2 separate regions of the Homo sapiens genome follow, and region 2 is linked to region 1. The links are chromatin loops, found by intact Hi-C in ENCODE. Cell type or tissue: endothelial cell of umbilical vein. All regions are shown on one strand. Links, peaks and the distances in the headings refer to the core of each region. The heading gives the core; the rest is flanking DNA.

What was found. Peaks named below come from ENCODE experiments on the same cell type or tissue, not always from the same donor. Only the 100,000 strongest peaks of a DNase experiment are listed, where the experiment ranks them.
Region 2: it touches region 1 in a loop (10-fold over the local background); 7 of 110 quality-filtered maps call a loop at or near these places.

Annotation. Positions count from the first base shown.
Region 1 is chr1:175,882,482-175,892,616 of GRCh38, reverse strand. LOC124904458 (a long non-coding RNA gene) reads left to right here and starts at 5,881. Exons shown (of 2, transcript XR_007066743.1): 1 at 5,881-7,298. In endothelial cell of umbilical vein, for the core only: a CTCF peak has its summit at 4,483; a DNase peak (open chromatin) is centred at 4,486.
Region 2 is chr1:176,068,502-176,078,636 of GRCh38, reverse strand. The region is part of intron 11 of COP1 (COP1 E3 ubiquitin ligase); the gene reads left to right. Among named protein-coding and RNA genes, the nearest start is that of MIR1843, 110 kb to the right of the region's middle. In endothelial cell of umbilical vein, for the core only: a CTCF peak has its summit at 4,881 (motif pointing right); a DNase peak (open chromatin) is centred at 4,916.

The DNA of each region.
Region 1 (10,135 bases), core at 850-8,849:
GAGCAGGAAAGAGAGAGAGGAGGGTAGTGCCACACACTTTTAAACCATCAGATCTCATGAGAACACACTCACTATCATGAGAACAGCAAGGGGGAAATCCGCCCCCATGATCCAATCATCTCCCACCAGGCCCCTCCCCTGACATATGGGGATTACAATTCAACATCAGATTTGAATGGGGACACAGAGCCAAACCATTTCAGCTGGCCTCATAAGGAGTGAAACCAAGAAAACACTGCGGGACCCCCTGGAAGCTGGGCATAGAGAGGGTCACGCTCTACCCAGCTGGGTCACTCAGGAGACTAGGGACTCAGATAGCTCTTTTTCTTCTGAGTTGGGTCTTCTGTCTCTGCCCAGCAGTGGCAATCAGCCTTGTCAAGTCCTCCGTGGAGAATGATGATGGCTTGAGGTGAACAAACACTACAGTGTTGTAGAAATGGAGGAGACAGAGCTGCCGTTGGCATGGGTCCTTGTCATCCCCTCCCCTGCTTCCCCTCCTAGTATCATCCCCTCTCCTGCTACACCGTGTGACCACCCACCCCTCGGGCAATTCCTCCAGCCTCCGTGTGAGGCAAGGAGTTGAAGGTGGAAGCTGGATGAGCTGGGGGTGTGAGAGGTGGAGCGTAAGGTGGGCAGGGACTGTGTCTCATCCAGCTTGGTGTCATCAGCACCTGGAACAGAGTGGGTGGCAAAAGATGTGTGGCTTATGAAGCAACATCGGGACGCTCATGGTCCAGTTTCTGAGCAGTGCGCTGTTTAACAACCAATGTGTCATTTCAAAAAGACTCAAGTTCGTTACTGTCTTTTCTTGAACTCCTTGGAGGGAGATATGTAGACCACAGCAACATTCCTAAAACATCTTGAAAGTGCTGCCTGCCGCTGTGTCTCTGCTTCCTCCCTGCAGCTCATAGGTCCCAGCGTGGATCACACATGTCCATCCAGCAGGTCCTTCCCCTCCTGCCTTCTGGAAAGCTGTCCTGGACCATGGCCCTCTGCCTGCTCCCCCTACCTCACGTCCATGCTGCACACCTCCTCTCTGTACCCAGTGCTCCTGTTAGAACCCACTGTGTGTGTTCTGCTGGTTTCTTTGATTGTCTCTCCCCACCCACCCTGGCCACCACTAAGTTGTCAGTTCCACGTGGATAGGGACAAGCCTTTTATAGCCTAGCATTGTGCCTTGGTACATAGTAAATGCTCCAAAAAAAAAGTTTGTCAAATAGAAGGTATGCTCCTTGCTTTAGGACTTGCTTTTTATTGAAAGAGATAAGCTGTAAAGACATCCTTACAAATAAAATGTGTAATGTGTCGGAAGGGGAGTGAACCTTACAGAGGGGCCCTGAGGAGTGTGAGGAGGAATCCCAGCACAGGAGCTGGACTTGTTCTAGAAGTGACATCCCGGTTTCTCCGTGGAGCCGCAGGATGCACATTCCCTGTGACAGACAGGGCCAGCAGCTGCCCAATGCGCCATCACAACTTTAATGTAAATGTAGCTGTGTTTGTATGAACGAATACACAATTCAGTGGTGTCACATGATGCTGAGAGGGAAAATGGCCTGATGGGACAGCCTGTCTGCAGCTCCATACCAACACATGCCCTCGTGCCATCTTCTCCTCAGTGGAGGTCCAAGGCCTGTTCTTATTAAAAAAAATAAAGGCTGTATGCGGCCGGGCGCAGTGGCTCACGCCTATAATACCAGCACTTTGGGAGGCCGAGGCGGGCGGATCACAAGGTCAGGAGATCGAGACCATCCTGTCTAACACGGTGAAACCCTGTCTCTACTAAACCTACAAAAAAATTAGCCAGGCATGGTGGCGGGCGCCTGTAGTGCCAGCTACTCGGGAGGCTGAGGCAGGAGAATGGCGTGAACCCAGGAGGCGGAGCTTGCTGTGAGCTGAGATCGTGCCACTGCACTCCAGCCTGGGCGACAGAGCAAGACTCCATCTCAAAATAAATAAATAAATAAACAAATAAAGGCTGTATGCAAGCTAAGGAGTGGCCTTCATGTCCCAGATCTGCCTGGCTTTGCCCTTTTTAGCTGTGTGATTTTTTTTTTCTTTTTTTTTTTTTTTAGACTGAGTCTTGCTCTGTCACCAGGCTGGAGTTCAGTGGCTTGATGTTGGCTCACTGCACCCTCCACCTCCCGGGTTCAAGTGATTCTCCTGCCTCAATCTCCTGAGTAGCTGGGACTACAGGGGTACGCCATCATACCCAGCTAATTTTTGTATTTTTAGTAAAGACAGGGTTTCACCATGTTGGCCAGGGTGGTCTTGATCTCCTGAACTCGTGATCTGCCCGCCTCAGCCTCCCAAAGTATTGAGATTACAGGCATGAGCCACCGTGCCCGGCCTAGCTGTGTGATCTTAATTCTCTATGCCTTGGGTCCCTTATCTCTGAAGCGGGGATGGTAATAGCATTGACCTTATGGGGTTATTGCAAACATTAAATGAATGAATATGGGTAAAACAGGTCAGCGCCTGGCCCATCTGAAGACCTGGAAAGTACCAGGTGTTAGCTGTGATTGTACTCTGTGCACAAGCCCTCTGTGGTTTGGAGCATTTGTTATCCTCTCTGAGCCACAGCCACTGCTGTACATGTGTAAACACTCTCTACAGAATTTGGAAAATGCAGCCTGGGTGGCTTCCTGGGAAACATAGATTAGGACTGGATGCCCCAGGGAGGTAAGGTTGACAGGTGTAGCAAAGAAAACTACAGGGAGCCCAGTTACATTTTAATTTCAGATAAATAGCAGATACTTTCTTTGGTATAGATATTTCCCATTCAGTACAGTATTTGGGATATAAACTTGAAAAATTTATCACTGAAATTCAAATTTAACCAGGTGTTCTATATTTACTCTGGCAACCCTGCTGGGAGGGTTTCTTCAAGGCATTGCCTTCTGATCTGGTAGCCTACAGCCTGCCAAAGTGAAGGGGAAGACAGGAGCCAGGGATTAAAACCAATGACCCATCCTGGAGCCTCTAAATCATGCCTTTAAGTCTCGCTACCCTCAGTGGCCCATTGGCCCATCCTGGAGCCTCTAAGTCATGCCTTCTGTGACTTCAGACTTTGCCAGGGCTCTTCAAGGTGTCTGTGCAGCATTGCATGGCTCCAGCAGGCACTGAGAAGAAATCGTATTGACTTGACTGATTGAATGAATGAAGGAATGAATGGGGTTATAGTGGGTCTGAAGCCTGCGGAGTGTGATTGGAGGGACATCAAGAGGCTCCATTCCTCAACATTTGTTAGCCACGCTTCCCCGAGGTCTGCAGACTTTACCATGAGAGAGCCATTCCTCAGAGCTAAGGAATTTGTCCACTGGAGCCTCCATTAAAGTGGAGTAGGCCTGGGAGGGGCCATACTCAGTGCCAGCAGCCCTTCCCACATTGGCAGGCTCTGTGAGTTACACAGGGTGTGTGTAGGTGGGGACACTCAGGGCTCTGCAGTCAGGATGCCTGGATTTGAATCCCAGCTCCATTCACTGAAACAGGCATTGATTCTCCCTATATTTTCTCCATCTCCCATTTCAGTCTGGCAGCCTTGGAAGTTGCTCAAAGGCAGCTGTTCTCCATGCCTTGGTGCAGAACTAAACACATTGAAGAGCTTATGCCAAATGCCATTGAGGGTAATGAGAAAGAGAGAGATAGACGGAAAGAGTGATGTTTCCCCATAATGGGTTGAGAGAGAGTGAGGATCTGGGAACTATCTGGTGAAAGCAAATTGGGGAGAAGCAAGAGCTTAGAGGAGACTTCTGGCTACTTTCTGAAGGTTCCAGGCCCTAGGAGTTGTGTGGGCCTGGAAGGACATCGTGGGCAGGATAACGGGTGTCTCAATAGCAGACAGTATAGACAGATCAACAGCAACGGTAATTGAGTGCTTTGTGCCTGGCACTGTGGTAAACGCCTTACAGGTATTCATCCATGCTTAGAGTAGCCGCTTCTGTTTCCCCGTGAGAAGTTGAGGGGCGGAGAGTTTAACTTCAGAACCACCAGGAGGTCTTCTTTGAAGCCTGGGCTTGCATTAGATCTGGGGTGAGAGATTTTATGGTGACTGAGGGTAAATTTCTCTCAAGCTGGAGGGGATGAAGACTCATACTTGTATTTGAGTCAATTTAAAGAAAAAAAAAAAGAAATGTGATATTTGGTTTGTCACTGAAATCTGGACTCCTTGTACACCTTCATTATGGAGATTTGTTCGTTGGACTCCAATGTGCTCCAGCCTGACCCGCTCAGGCCCCTCCGAGGCAGGAGGATGCGCAGGCATCGGACTGCTCCTTAGGGAGTGGCGGGGAGGGGTTCTGCTCGATTTACCTCTTGGCAGCCATCAGAGCCTCCCTGGGGGAGGAGGGAGCTGGGAGAGAGTGGCAGGGGCTTCACGTGCGAGCGCTAAGTCCGAGCCCTGTGCCCCAAGCTGCCCGGTGCCTGCACAGCCTCCCCGGCTCCTCATAAAGGCTCTGAGTCTAGCACAGTATCTCCAAAGGCCACTAGGGGCAGTGTCAGCCTGCGCTTCCCAGGGCTAGCCCAGTCGTCGGCCTCCGGAGAATCCCCAAGAGGTTCCCAAACAGGCAGATTCTGGTACCAGTGCTGGAGGTTCAGTGGGTCTGGGGCAGAGCCCTAGGAATCTGTATTTTCACAAGCACCTCCAGTCGATTGTGATGGGCAGTCAGGTTTGGGAACCACTGATCCTGGCTTACCTTCTACCCATTTCCGGCATCCTCCGTCGCCTCCTCAGGCCCAGCCCCTGACCACAGCTCATCCAGCCTCAGTTGGAACTCTCCTTGTTGTCGATTGTTCAGAATGCCTGACAGTTCTTTCTTCCACTGAGCCAAAGGCTCGCCTCCCGCTGCTGTCCTCTGACCCACATCCTCCCGCAGTGCTGTGCTGTGCCTGCCTTCGCCAGCATCTCTCCCCTGCCGGGCCCAGCACGGATCACCTCTCCCTACCTGCTGCCCTCGGTGCGGCTTTCCTCCTGGCGGCACAAGGCTCCCGGACGGCCCACCCTGTGCTTGTTCGCTGGACGTGTCTGTTGACGCCTCTGTAAATACACAGCCACGCTGGAGCCTTAACCTCCAAGACGTCTGATGGGGAGAAGAGGCACAGAGCCCCCTTTCTCCCTGGGAAGCTGCTGCCTTTCGTGGGGGACCTATGTAGGTCTAAGAGCTAATCATACTAAAGGGAAAGTTAAGCACAGAATAGTCCTCTCCCCACTGTCACACTAGCCCAATTCCACAACTGTTGTTACTTTTCTTTAAAAAAATTGACCTGGCATGGTGGCTTATGCCTGTAAACCCAGCACTTTGGGAGGCCAAGGTGGGTGGATCACCTGAGGCCAGGAGTTGGAGACCAGCCTGACTAACACAGGGAGTCTCATCTCTATTCTACTAAAAATACAAAAATTAGCTGGGTGTGGTGGTGTGTGCCTGTAATCCCAGCCACTTGGGAGGCTGAGCCACGAGAATCACTTGAACCCAGGAGACAGAGGTTGTAGTGAGCCGAGATGGTACCCCTGCACTCCAGCCTGGGAGATAGAGTTAGACTCTGTCTCGAAAAAAAAAACAATTTACCTTAACATATTTATTCAGTTGCTACTAGGGTATGTATACCGTTTCATATTCTGCCATTTTCATAAAATACTATTTCCCCACATCTCTGCATAGTCTTCCTAATTCCATTATAATGGCTGCATAGTACCACATCCTGTGGCCTGGGTTCAAGTCTCTGTCTTCCACCAGCATGCTGCAGGCACCCTAACATGCCATTGTTCCTCTCCATGAGCTGATCCTGTCCCCATGGGCCTGGCATGCTTGTCCATCATTTTGTTTTATCTTCTAGCCCTTGCACTAGATATAACCATACAGTATCCCTGTCATTTGGGGCATAGATAGGCTAACACTTGCTTTATGGCACTGTCCATAGGGGGCTGCAAAACAGAAGAGCTATTTTAGCTGTTATCTGTTAGACCGCTCTTTGCTAATCACCACTACCATTTATGGAGCTATCATGGGCCAGTCTTAGATTGGGCATTTGGTGCGACTTATCCCAGGCAATTCTGAAAGCAACTCTATGAGATATCCATACACCAGTCCACATTACAGATGAGAAAACTCAGGCTCAGAAAAGTTAAGCAAGTTATCCAAGATTACACAGCATTTACAGGACAGAGAGGGATTCAGGCTCAGGTCTGGGGCACTGCTAAGTTTCTGCTTATGTCGCTCTCTTACATTTCAAGAAATGTAATCCGTCTCACGTGTATTTGAGCCCCTGCAAAATAAGCCTTAATGTAATGGAGTTGTAGCAAACCTTACTGATTTTGTATTTCTCCAACCCAGGCCTAGTGATAGGCTTTTTCTCTCTTATGTTGGTTGAAAAACATGCCCTCTCAACCCACTGTGCAGACTGAGCAATTGATGCATAGGCACAGGAGGCCACTAGGCCAGAGAAAGGTGGGGGATTAGAACTCAGGTCACATAGTGTCAGAGAGCAGATGGAAGGCCAAGAGGAGAAAGGGGTCATCGGGGAGATGCCTGTGGTAGGCAGGTCTGTCTGCAGTTCAGCTCCTGTGAGGTCCTGGCACCAGGGTCAAACCATCTCCCATCTGTACCTTCTCATTCTACCTTTCAGGAATAGCTTTTGCCCAGGCTCTGCAGCCCAACATTGCCCTCGCTGTGGGCCCAGCTCACATAGCCCTCCTGCCTGGCCTCTCCTGACCTTTCCTGCCCCACAGCAATCATGCACTCCTCTGAACTCCTCTGCAATTACAATTTAAATAATTCATTTGGCAATTAATCATATCTTGCCTTGTGACATCTCTTCTGTTCCACGTTGAGCTGTTATTTAGAAGTGCAATTGTTTAACTTCCCATGAGCAGCATATGCTGCCTTGCTAATCTAGTCCAGTTTTTTGTTGTTTCTTTCCTGGCAGTCAATCAAACCAGGGGTAACAATTTGAGGCCCCATTGGTGGGGGGTAGGCAGTGGGCAGAGATCCCCATTCAGGAGGCCATGGAGCAGGCAGCCAAGAGCCCTCTGACAACAGCCTCTTAGAGAGCAAGACTGCCATCACACTCCTCAGCCTCCTTTTCTCCTGATTCCCCCAGTTATGAAACAGCTCTGGATACAAACAATCTCAGGAATTTTCCATGCATTTGTACAGTCTCCTTGACTGGATTAGATTTCCTGTGGGCAAGGACCATTCATTCTATTTTCAGTGAGGCTGCCTAACATGATGTGGCAAATCCTGAAATGAGGGAGAGAAGCCTGAGAATTGAGTCCCAGCTCTGCCACTTACTACCCATCAGCCCAAGTAAGTCATTTTACTTCTCTCAGCCTCAGTTTTCTCATTTCTAAAAAGGGGGAAAATACCCATCTCATGAAAGTGTTAAGAGAATCATGGAACAAGTGCTTATATTCACACTGTATATGTACTCTAAGCAGCTTGCACACATCAACTCCTTTAATACTCATATTCACTCAAAGTAGATTCTATTATTATTTCCATTATACACAAAAAGATTAACAAGTGAGGAGCAAAATAAGTGGGGGTGTGTTCTTTAGGGGATACAAGGAAGGCCTGCCAAGAACAATGGCGAGGGACGAGTTTCACGCCTGTTGGGTGTCTGGGTGTCAGTGGGGGGAGATGGGTGGAAGGAGAGGTAGATGGAAGCAGGCACTGGGCAGGGTGTGGCCCTTGAATGTTCCCAGGAGTTTCCAGGCTTTAGGCCTGAGATACAGAGGGGAGAATGGGAGTTGGGATGGTTCCAGGCTTCAGTGAATTCCAAGATCAATGTATTTGCTTGAGGTGAACTTGACCTGGGAGGAGAGGAGTAACCCCAAGGCAGTCACAGATGTCTCTGGAGAGTGAAAATGAGAAAAACGTGTCCAGAGGGTTTTATCCATCCCCATCCCTCCTAAAGGTGAGGGCTAGAAGTTATTTTACTGTAACTCAAGCCTGGGGAGGAATCATAAGTCTTTTAGCACCATGAGTGTGGGAGCTGCACTAACAAGAAGTCTTCTTTTCCCTGTAAAAGATCCCATTGTTTGTAGATGGTCTCAGGGAACATAGCCCAGCTGGAGGGCCTCTTCTCCGGCCCTGACACTAGTCCGGCCCTGACAGTAGTCCTCCTCTCAGGATCGGTAGTGCCTCCTTCTCCCCTCCCAAATGCAGCAACCTAGCTAGAAAAACAGACAGGGACTGATACAGCACACCAGGTGCTGGCCAGGAGCAGATGGGATCTCAGGAGAGGAAGACAACGGGTTAAATGGAAGAGGGGAGGGAGAGGGTCTGGGGGAGGCTGTCCATTGACCAAGGACATGGCCAAGTGTAGGCTCAAGAATTCTGGACCTCTAGCGGGGTGCAATGGCACCTACCTGCAATCCCAGCTACTTGGGATTGCTTCAGTCCACTAGTCTGAGACCAGCCCGGGTGAGACCCTGTCTCGGGAAAAAAAAAAAAATTGTGGACCAAAAAGGGCTTGGAAACAATTGGATAGACTAGGAAAGCTGTTTCTGACCCCTGCATCTTTGGGGTTCAGCATGGTAGCCACTAACCACAGGCGGCTTTAAGTACCTGAAATGGGACTTTTCCTGAGATGTGCTGTAAGTGTAAAATGCACACCAGATTTCAAAAACCTGGTATGAGCCAACAGAATGTAAAATATCTCATTATTAATTTTTAAATATTGATTACATATTGAAGTCATATTTAGGATAATACTGGGTTAGGTAAACATTATTATTAAAAATCCCTTTTACCCGTTTTTTGAAGTGTTTTTCCTGCTTACTAGAAACTAAAACTACGAACATGGCTCGCATTATATTTTTATTGGGCAGGGCTGCTCAGCCCTTTTGGTGCCCAGATGGTTACAGGCTGAGGGGAAAGCATTCTGTTGTAGACTCTACCCCATCCCCCAGCCTTCTGAGTGGGGTCACAGGAATCCCAGGACCCCTAGAACATGGCCTTGACCTACAGGGGGAGAACAGTGGGAGAGAAACAGGGAATAAGTGAGGGAAATGAGGCCAAAAAGGATGATTCTGGTTCTTGAGTCTACCTGGTTGGTTAGTGGCAGAATCTAAAGCACTATTGTAGAAACTATGGGGCTAAAGGGATGAGGGAAATACAGCCGCTCGTCTTCTGGGGGCTCACAGTCAAGTGAAAGTGGGTGAAACTGAGGCATCTTAAATGAGCATCTGTAGGAAGTGATCAAAAAGCACTGCCATACAGCCTGGGGGTCCTCATTGATGAAGAAGCCTCTCAACCTGAAGGCAGCGTCTGGAGAGAGCCAGGATGCTGGAATCAGAGGGAAAGAAGAGAAGAGGGACTCAACATTTGTTCAGAGCCCCTTTTATTCATTTAAGCCTCAGAAGATAATCATGTTTGGTGCTACTGCCCCCAATTGTGGATGAGGAAAACTGAGGCTTAGACAGCCAAAGTACCTTGTTCAGGGTCAAGAGCCACTACCTCCCAGAAGATGAGCTGTTTGAGGGGCTCTGCTACTTGCTAACTGTGTGGCTTTAGGAAACGTGCAGGACTTCTCTGAGCCTGTCTCCACCTCTCAACAGGCTATTATGAAGACTAGATGAGATGATAATTGGGAAATGCTTCATAAATGGGAACTGTAATGCCTTCGTATCCAGCTCACAGGAGATGCTCAACATGCTGACTATTCCCAAATGTAGATCTCTAGCCTGCACATTTTCACTTGGATGTTTAACAGGCATCTTCTTAAACTCAATGCACCCAGAATTAAACTCCTGATATTCCCCTCCAAATCTGCTCCACATTCTAAGTTGCCAAATCCTTAGAAATATGTTTGAGTCTTCTTCTTTAGTGTACCTCTATATCTAAGCCACCAACAAATCTTATTGGCTCCTACTTTCAAAATATATCCAGAATCCAAGTGCCACTACCATCGTGGTCTGAGCTGCCATCCACTCTCCCCTGGCCCTCTGGGCAAGCCTCCCAATTCCTCTTCCTGCTCCCACCCTTGCCCCTGTACAGTCAATACTCCACTCAGCAGCCAGAGTAACCTTTTTAAACATAGGTCAGATCACAAGCCTCCTTAAACAATCCGGTGGCCCCCACTGCACTCAGAGTAACAGCCAAAGTCATTGTGTCAGCCCACAGGCCTGCATAATCTGGCC
Region 2 (10,135 bases), core at 710-8,709, 190 kb before region 1:
ATTTTTGTTTTTTTTTTTGCAATTGCTTTTGAAGACTTAGCCATAAATTATTTGCCAAAGCCTGTGTCATGAAGGATATTTCCTAGCTTTCCTTCTAGGATTTTTATAGTTTGAGGTCTTAGACTTAAGTTTTGATTGATCTTGAGTTATTGTATATGGTGAAAAGTAGTGGTCCAGTTTTATTCTTCTGCACATGGCTAGCTAGTTATCCAAGCACCATTGATTGAATAGGGAGTCCTTTCCCCATTGCTTGTTTTTGTTGATTTTGTCAAAGATCAGATGGTGTAGGTTTACAGCTTTATGCCTGGGTTCTGTATTCTATTCCATTGGTCTTATGTCTGTTTTTGTACCTACCAGTGCCATACTGTTTTGGTTATTGTAGCCTGATAGTATAAATTGAAGTTGGGTAGTGTGATGCCTCCAGGTATGTTCATTTTGCTTAGGACTGCTTTGGCCATTCAAGCTCTTTTTTTGTTCCATGTGAATTTTAGAATAGTTTTTTTCTAATTCTGTGAAAAATGACGTTGGTATTTTAAGGATAACATTGGATCTGTAAATTGCTTTGAACAATATTGCCATTTTAGCAATATCGATTCTTCCAAATCATGCTTATGGAAGGATTTTCCATTTATTTGTGTCATCTTCGATTTCTTTCAGCAGGGCTTTGTGTTCTCATTGTAGAGATTTTTCACCTCCTTGCTTAGATGAGTTCCTAGTTATTTTCTTTGTGGCTATTGTAAATAAGATTGTGTTTTTTATTTCTTTCTCAGCTAGAATGTTATTAGTATATGGAAATGCTACCAAGTTTTGTACATCGATTTTGTATTCTGAAACTTTGCTGAATTTGTCTATCAGTTCCAGGAGCCTTTTGGCAGAGTCTTTAGGGTTTTCTGTGTATAGAATCATACTGTCAGTGAAGAGAGATAATTTGACTTAATCTTTTCCTATTTGGATGCCATTTATTTCTTACTATTGACAGATTGCTCTGGTTAGGACCTTCAGTATAATGTTGAATAGGAGTGGTGAAAGTGGGCATCCTTGTCTTGTTTTAATTGTCAAAGGGAATGGTTTCAGCTTTTGCCCATTCACTATTAAGTTGGCTGTGGGTTTGTCATAGATGACTCTTACTATTTTGGGTTATGTTCTTTTGATTCCTAGTCTGTTAAGGGTTGTTATCATGACGGGATGTTGGATTTTATCAAAGACTTTTTCTGCATCTGTTGAGATGATCATATGTTTTTTGTTTTTTATTCTATTTATGTGGTAAATCACATTTATTGATTTGCATATTTTGAATCAAGCCTTGCATTGCAGGAATAAAGCATACTTGATTGTGGCAAATTAACTTTTGATGTGCTCCTGGATTCAGCTTACAAGTATTTTGTAAGCTGAACAAATACAGAGTATTTTGTCGAGGATTTTTGTATCTGTGTTTATGAGGGATATTTGCCCAAAGTTTTCTTTTATCATTGTGTCTCTGCCAGATTTTGGTATCAGGATGATGCTGGATTCATAGAATAAATTAGGGAGAAGCCCCTCCTTGATTTTTTGGAAGTTTCAGCAGGATTGGTATCAATTCTTTGTACCTCTATTAGAACTTGTCTGTGAATCATCTGGTCCAGGGCTCTTTTTGGTTGGTAGTTTTTTGTTTTGTTTTGTTTAAATTACTGATTCAATTTCTGAACTTGTTACTGGTCAGTTCAGATTTTCACTTTCTTATTGTTTGAATCTTGGGAGGTTGTGTGTTTCCAAGAATTTATCCATTTCCTCTAGATTTTCTAGTCTGTGCATAGAGATGTTCATAATAATCTCTGAGAATCTTTTGTATTTCTGTGGTATTGGTTGTAACGTCATCTTTGTCATTTCTGATTGCACTTATTTTGATCTTCTCTTTTTTTTTCTTTGTTAATCTTGTTAGTGGTTTATCAGTCTTGCTTATTCTTTTGAAGAACCAACTCTTGGTCTTATTTATCTTTTGTATGGACTTTTGGGTCTCAATTTCATTCAGCTCTTCTCTGATTTTAGTTTTTTCTTCTACTAGCTTTGGGATTAGATTGTTCTTTTTCTTCTAGTTCCTCTACATGTGATGTAAGGTCATTAATTTGAGATCTTCCTAACCTCTTGATGAAGGCATTTTTAGTGCTATAAATTTTCCTCTCTACACTGCTTTAGCTGCATCCAAAGATTTTGGTAAATTGTATCTCTATTTTCATTAATTTCAAAGAATTTTGTTATTCCTGCCTTAATTTCTTTGTTCATCCAAGAGTTATTCAGAAGCAAATTGTTTAATTTTAATGTTTTTGTGTAGTTTTGAGAGATCTTCTTGATATTGATTTCTATGTTTATTCACTGTGGTCCAAGAGTTATGCTTGGTGTGATTATGATTTTTTTTTAATTTATTGAGACTTGCTTTATGGCCAAGCATGTGGTCTATCTTAAAACATGTTCCATGTACAGATGAGGAGTTTGTATATTCTGTGGTTGTTGGGTGTAGTACTCTGTGTCAATGTGTATCCAGTTGGTCAAGTGTAGAGTTTAAGTCCAGAATTTCGTTAGTGTTCTGCCTCCATGATCTGTCTAATGGTGTGAGTGGGGTATTGAAGTCCCCTACTATTTTTTTTTTTTTTTTTTTTGAGATGGAGTTTTGCGCTTGTTACCCAGGCTGGAGTGCAATGGCATGATCTTGGCTCACTGCAACCTCCACCTCCCAGGTTCAAGCGATTTTCCTGCCTCAGCCTCTTCAGTAGCTGGGATTACAGGTGCCCACCACCATGCCTGGCTAATTTTTGTATTTTTAGTAGAGACTAGGTTTCATTATGTTGGCCAGGCTGGTCTCGAACTCCTGACCTCTTGATCCACCTGCCTCGGCCTCCCAAACTACTGGTATTACAGGCATGAGCCACCGCACCCAGCCTGAGGTCCCCCACTATTATTGTGTGGCTAAGTCTTCTTGTAAGCCGAGAATAACTTGTTTTATGAATCTGGGTGCTCCAGTGTTGGGTGTGTATATGCTTAAGTATTTTAAAGCAAATCTCAGAAACTTATCTGCATCTCTTAAAATGGACATTGTTAAACCACAGGGCTGTATCACATCTAAGCAAATTAACAGTAATTCCTTGGTATAATCAAATTGCTACTTTGTGTTCAAATCTCTTAGAACGAATAACCCTAAAAAGATGTTTTTTGAGGCATATCGGGAATTTGGTAAGTTTTAACGTGTCAAATATTGCTAAAACTTAACATGCTTTTCATTTACAGGACTAAGATTTGAATTTATTATGTATATGAAGATCTTAAAATTTAAGCCATTAGCTAAAGAAACTATTGGAGGAGATCTTTTATTGTATTCTGTCAGCTGTTTAACTCAGTAATGAGTAAGACAAAAATCATACATTCCTTTATTTTTCTGTATGTTGGCACTTGACTGAGTAAAATTTGAAAATGCAGCAGATTATGGGGTGCATTTTATTACATAATTTAATTAACAAAAAATCATTGATAACGTAGTGCAGGCTAGGCCAGACTAGGCATATAGTCATGAACAGGCCAGACGTGTTACTTGGATTCAGGAGAGCTCACAATCTTATTTTAGGGCCCTTATAGATAAGAAATAAAAGAATAGTTTATGAAACAGTTTACTTTGGAGCAACATATTAGCATTCTTACTTAAATTCTTAACTATGTTAAGAATGTATACTATGCTTTTAAGGACTTCAGAAATGTAGATTGAATGTGAAATGGCAAAAATAAGTATCAAAGTTTATTTATAATATTGACCTGATATGTATGCACTTACCTGTAGTTATGTGACTATACAAAGAGTAATAATCTTTTTTTTTTTTTTTCATTCCTGAAAGCCATTTTAGCTTGATTTTGGGGAAGAGATGGTTTCATTATTGCTTTTTTAAAGCTTGATTTAATGTAGTGTTGAATTTTTTACAATTGCTAATAAACCCTAATCATACTGACATTTATGTGAAAACATTGTGCATTCTGAGGCAGAAATACATTCTTAGGAAGACCTAAACAAGATCTTAGTTTGGAAATACTTACAAATTGTGGTTAGATTAAAACATTTAGACTAATATAAGAAATTTTTAAGATACCTCTGGTTGGGCCGTCTTGCATGCTACATTCGTTTTTTTTCTATTAATTACACCAAATTAATGTTTTTTAAAGAAAAAATTCCAATTTTAAAGTTTCTTAGGCATGAGAGATGAAGACTAGCAAGAAAGGATGATATGGCCAAAGAAATGAAGGTGTGAAAAACTCTCACAGCTCTGTTGATTTTTTGCTTTTCTTACTTTCTTATATTCAAACACATCATTGATAATAAATTTACTTCAACGCCTTCTAATTCCTCCCAAAAAAGGAAATTTAATTAATTTCTTTCAGAAAGAGGAATAAAGAGGCCAGGTGAGGTGGCTCACACCTGTAATCCCAGCACTTTGCGGGGCCGAGGCAGGCAGATCACTTGAGGCCAGGAGTTCCAGACCAGCCTGGCCAGCATGGTGAATCTCCATCTCTACTAAAAATACAAAAATTAGCCAGGCATGGTGGCGTATGCCTGTAATCCCAGCTACTTGGGATGCTGAGACAGGAGAATAGCTTGAACCTAAGGGGCAGAGGTTGCAGTGAGCTGAGATCACTGCACTGGGCAACAGAATGAGACTCTGTCTCAAACAAAGAGGCCTAAACAAGTATTTGAGAAGGCAGATAATGTTGAATTTGGTGCATTATTTTGTTACTTTGTAGAAGAGATAATTATTCTTACTGTAAAATTGCATGACATAATGTTGGTCACTTACTGCAGTGATAATCTGAGAGAAAAGGCCGAACCAGAAACGTATTTTTCTTCCTTTGCTTATTTGGAGTTAAGACCATACCCTTCAGTCCACAAGGTGGCAGCATTTGTTTACTTTGACAGTATCTCGACTATTAAACAATAGACAAGGTACGGAATTGGTGACATACAGTGAAGTTCACTCTCATAAGTAGAAGATGGTCCTAGGTTAGCAATGGCAAGGAACAGGAAAGAAGACAGTTAATTGCATTCTTTTTACACACAGCAATAATAGCATATTTTGCATTTTTTATTCTATTAGGTGTTCAGTGTCCACCAGAGAGAAATAGTTTGAAACTGTATAGTTTAAACTTAATATACTTAGTAGTGATGGTTGTCTTTTGAATTCCGAGTTTGAATTTTGTACAACTAGATTGTTATGGTAAAAATTGTTAAACATTCTACCTCTAGAGAGTTTTTCAATATTTTTACTTATGTTTGTTCAAACTGTTGGAATGGAGTTGTATCAAGCATTAGTAAATTCCTAAGAAGAAAATAGTTATCTATGGTGGCATTCATTGATGCTAGAATAGTCTCTGTACTGGTAATGTGGAGTGTGTTACCTACTCATTTTTAGACAACATCATAAATATTTTACATCAATTCCCTAATTCATTTAATCCTTGTATCAACCCTGGGTAGCAAGATATTGCTATTAACCTCATTTTACAGATGAAAAAAACTGAGATAGAAATTTTGTAACTTGTCCAAGATAAACCTAATGCCAATAATAGACAGAACTGAGATTTGGATACAGGCGTACCTGAATTCTAGTGCTCTTCTATTCACTTAAGGATTTATTGAAACTTTGTAAAGTTTCAGAAAACACTTTTCCTTTGAGACACCCAGAAGAAAAAGAGGAATTAATTCTTTTGAGGTTCTGACACTGTGTATCCCTATTCCTATAAGGAGGTCAAAATAATGAATATTTTTTATACTAATTTTTGACGTATAATTCTGCACCTTAGATGTCACTTTACCATAGTTTGAAACTATTCAAATTAAACTTTATGTTTCTATGATAGTTACAAGGATCATTTTTGCTAAGTTTCAATTTATAATTGCAGCAAATGTGGATCCAGATTGAGGGTAACTTTTAATATGTTCCTTATTGTAGAGTGCTTGTGAGCTTTAAATTTATACTTAAAAAGACATCTCTAGATAATTATTGACTTGTTTTCTAAGGAATGGATATGATTTTTAAGACTGCCAATGTACTTTCCCTTTTTGTCAGAAGGTATTTCCATTATTGTCTTAAGCGTTATTGACCATCTGGGGTTGGTTGAGAAATGAGATGAATGGGAGTGCAGAGGGAGGGATTTCCTTCCCAAATTTTGCCTGGGATCAGTCTTTTAAAGCAGTTATTTTTAAAGCTGTGTTTTAGGCTGAGAGATTCATCTAGGCAGGGGCCTTACCTGTCTTATTTCTTGCATATTCCTATGTCTGTAAATATTTGTTAAATGAATGCATGAATGAATGAAAATTTGTTTTACCTGCTGGGAGAGGATCCAGAGTAAGTAGGACTCTAGCATTTGTCCATATATGTCCACATATTTGCTTGTTGAAAAATATTCCTTTGAAGAAATAATCCTTAGGCTATAAAAGAAGTTTGTGAATTACCAATGACATGTGACAGAAATATAAATTCATGTTAACAACTTAAAAAGGAATGCAAGATTGTCAGCAAGTGTTGGTGAGTTTTCTACTTCTATGGTAATTCAAAACATACATGATTCAAAATAAAGGTTAAAAAGGAAACACAAACAATCTAAGCTTAAACTTTGAAAGTCACTACATGTATTCCCACCCTCATAACTTCTACCCTAAAATTTTCTTCTTCTAATCTCGACTTGGTTTTCCTGTTTATTTTCCCTTGCCTTTATTAGAGGCTTGTCAGTAGTACAGAGTGAAGCCATAAGCTGAAATAATTTTACACATATCCACAAAACAAGCATTAATTAGGTTAGCATTTAAAATTTTAGTAGACTTGTGAAGGTTTGTCACAAACCAGTGTTTGGTATCCAAGAAATAAAAGTAGAACTTACGTCTAGAAGCCACATTTTAAGGTTAATATAAGGAAGATCTTTGTAGTCAGCAGTGTGCTGAGGTAGAATAACCTTCCTCAGGAGGCAGTTGCCATACATTCTTAAGACTTTTTAAAACCAAATTCTAGCCATTTTATTTAGAAAATCTTTCTGTGATCCTAAGATCAGTTATATATTCACGTATATTTGTCTAGAATATTTTTATGCTTAATTTTTTTCAAAATCATACCTATTCATGTCAAACAGTTTAAGTGCTGAGAGTGTAAGAGTGATGTACATGGTAGTGAGGACACAGACGGTTAAGCGAGTATACTAGGCTGTTCTCGCCTTGCTATAAAGAAATACCCGAGACTGGGTAATTTATAAAGAGAAGAGGTTTAATTGGTTTACGGTTCTGCAGGCTTTGCAGGAAACATGGTGCTGGCATCTGCTCAGTTTCTAGGGAGGCCTCATCATCATGGTGGAAGGTGAAGTGGGAGCAGGCAAGTCACATAGCTAAAGGAGGGGCAAGTGAGAGAGAGTGAGGGGGGAGGTACCACACATTTTTAAAATGACCAGATCTTGCGAGAATTCACTATCATGAAGATAGCACCAAGCCATGAGGGATTCATCTCCATGATTCAGTCACCTCCCATCAGGCCCTACCTCCAGCATTATGGATTACAAGTTCAATATGAGATTTGGGCAGGTACAAATATCCAAACTCTGTCAGTCAATATCTAGAATAAAGTGTTTTAAGTGCTTTGAAAGTATTTACAGTGTACAGTATGGAGAAGAATTGGACAGAAGCAGGAGTGGTTGCACATGGGAGCTCATGCCCATAATACCATTGCTTTGAGAGGCAGAGACAGGAGGATTGCTTGAGGCCAAGAGTTCAAAACCAGCCTGGGAAGCATAGCAAGACCTCATTTCTACAAAAATAAAAAAATCAAAAATTAGCCAGGCCTGTGGTGTGCACCTGTAGTCCTAATGAGGAGGGTGAGGTGGAAGGATCTCTTGAGCCCAGGAGCTCAAGGTTACAGTGAGCTATGATGGCACTACTACACTCCAGTCTGGATGACAGAGGTTTTTTTGTTTTATTTTTTTTGAAATGGAGTCTTGCTCTGTTGCTCAGGCTGGAGTGCAGTGGTGCGGTCTTGGCTCACTGCAACCTCTGCCTTCTGAGTTCAAGTGATTCTCCTGCCTCAGCCTCCCGAGTGGCTGGGATTACAGGCAAGTGCCACCACAGCCAGCTGATTTTTGTATTTTTAGTAGAGACGGGGTTTCGCCATGTTGGCCAGGCTGGTCTCGAACTCCTGACCTCAGGGATCCACCCACCTCGGCCTCCCAAAGTGCTGGGATTACAGGTGTTAGCCACCGTGCCTGGCTGGCAGAGTTTTTAATTTAAAAAAAAAAGTTAAAAAAAAAAAAAAAAGGCAGCACAAGTGGCAATAGGGAGATACAGTATGTAGGTTCTGGGAGGTCTGTGGGGCAAGGCAGAAGAAGTATTTAAGAATGTATAAGAACTAGGGTAGCCAGAACTTCGTGATTGATTTGATGTTGACCTTGAAGCAGAGGGAAATAACTTCTAAGGTTTTGGTTGGAGCAGCTGGGCAGGGAAAATATGGGTATCATTTACAGAGATGGGGATACTGGAGGAGGAGCTTGTTCAAGTAGCAACAGGGTTCGTGGGGGATATCTAACATTTGACATAAATTTTCTGGTTATACAGAGATGAGGTGAGGGCTGTGAATTTGGAAACTTTTGCAGCTAGTAATTGACACCATAGTTGTAGATATATAGAACACTGACTAACATTTGAAGACTTGGTAGCTACAGAGGAACTAGTAAAGCACACTGAGAAAATTGGAAAGGAGGATGAGAGAGTGTATTGCCATGCAATCCAAAGGGGAAAGGAGATAATCTGTTGGATTAGATCATGAGATCTTACAGATGGGATTGGATCTGAAGCAAAGTAAGACTTTTTGCCTTAATTAGAAGGGAGGCTGCTGCCTTCTGGGTAATATAAGGAAACAAGAAGAGAGTGGATGCAGAGGCAGGTACTTTTTTAGATTTGCTGGCAAGGTGTCAAAGGGTCCTTAAAGAGCTTATGCAGTAAGTAAGTGAGGGAGAACCCTCTGGGGATGGTGGTCAGGGAGAAGTGTTCACATCTTTGGCAAGAATACTTCTTCATCTTTGTACTTCTAGCACTGGATAGTTTACTTGATACCTAGTGGGTATTCCTGTTTACCTGATATACCTGAGGAATACTCGATTGGAGGATAAATAACTTAAATTCAAGGTAGAAAATAAATAGTAAATGCTTGTGGCAAGTCAATAAAATACTGTGGGAGTAGACTAAAGAGAGAGTTCTCTTGAGGTGATGGCTTCTAGTTTCCTGGACACATTTGAAATGCTGCTTTAAAGTTTTCTTTAATGAATTCCTAAGATTATTCTTTCTGTGCTTGATTTTAAAGATAGGATGCTGCACTAACATATTTACTTTTATTGCTTCATTATGTCCAAAACCACGTATTACTGTATTACATATAATTTCTTTTCTTCTTTTCTTTTTTTTTTCTCTTGAGATGAGGTCTCACCCTGTTGCTCAGGCTGGAGTGCAGTCGTGCAATCCTGATTTACTACAGCCTTGACCTCCTAGGCTCAAGTGATCCTCCCACCTCAGCCCCTGTGGCTAGGACTACAAGCACGTGCCACCACGCCTGGCTAATTTTTGTATTTTTTTGTGGAGACAGGATCTCACCATGTTGCCGAGGCCAGTCTCAAACTTCCAGCCCCCATTGATCCACCTGCCTTGGCCTCCCAAAGTATGGGGATTACAGTTTTGTAATTCCTTGCAGAAGTTTGTGGTGGAGGTAGTACTTGTTAAAGGCTGGGCTGTTGTTGTACTTAGCAAGTTTAAAGGGAAGGCATTTTGCATTTCCTCTGGATAAAACGTGGAAGAAAAATAAGAGAATGTAATTATTCACATATATTCAATTATATAGACTACTTCTAGAGAAGTCCTTTGTAAATCTTTAGAGTGCAACTAGTAATTTAAAACAGGAGTTAGAAGGATTGGTTTGAATGAATAAAGTTCATTCATTCAAGGTTTCATGTGGTTTGGAAAAAAATGTGCTTTTATCTCTTAGTTATCTAGCTTAACTGGAAATAGGCTCAATTAATCATATTTAAATAAGATGAAATGAGACCTTTGAAATTTTTCTGTGTTTTATATGGCATGTTGTAAATACTACGTAAATGTTAG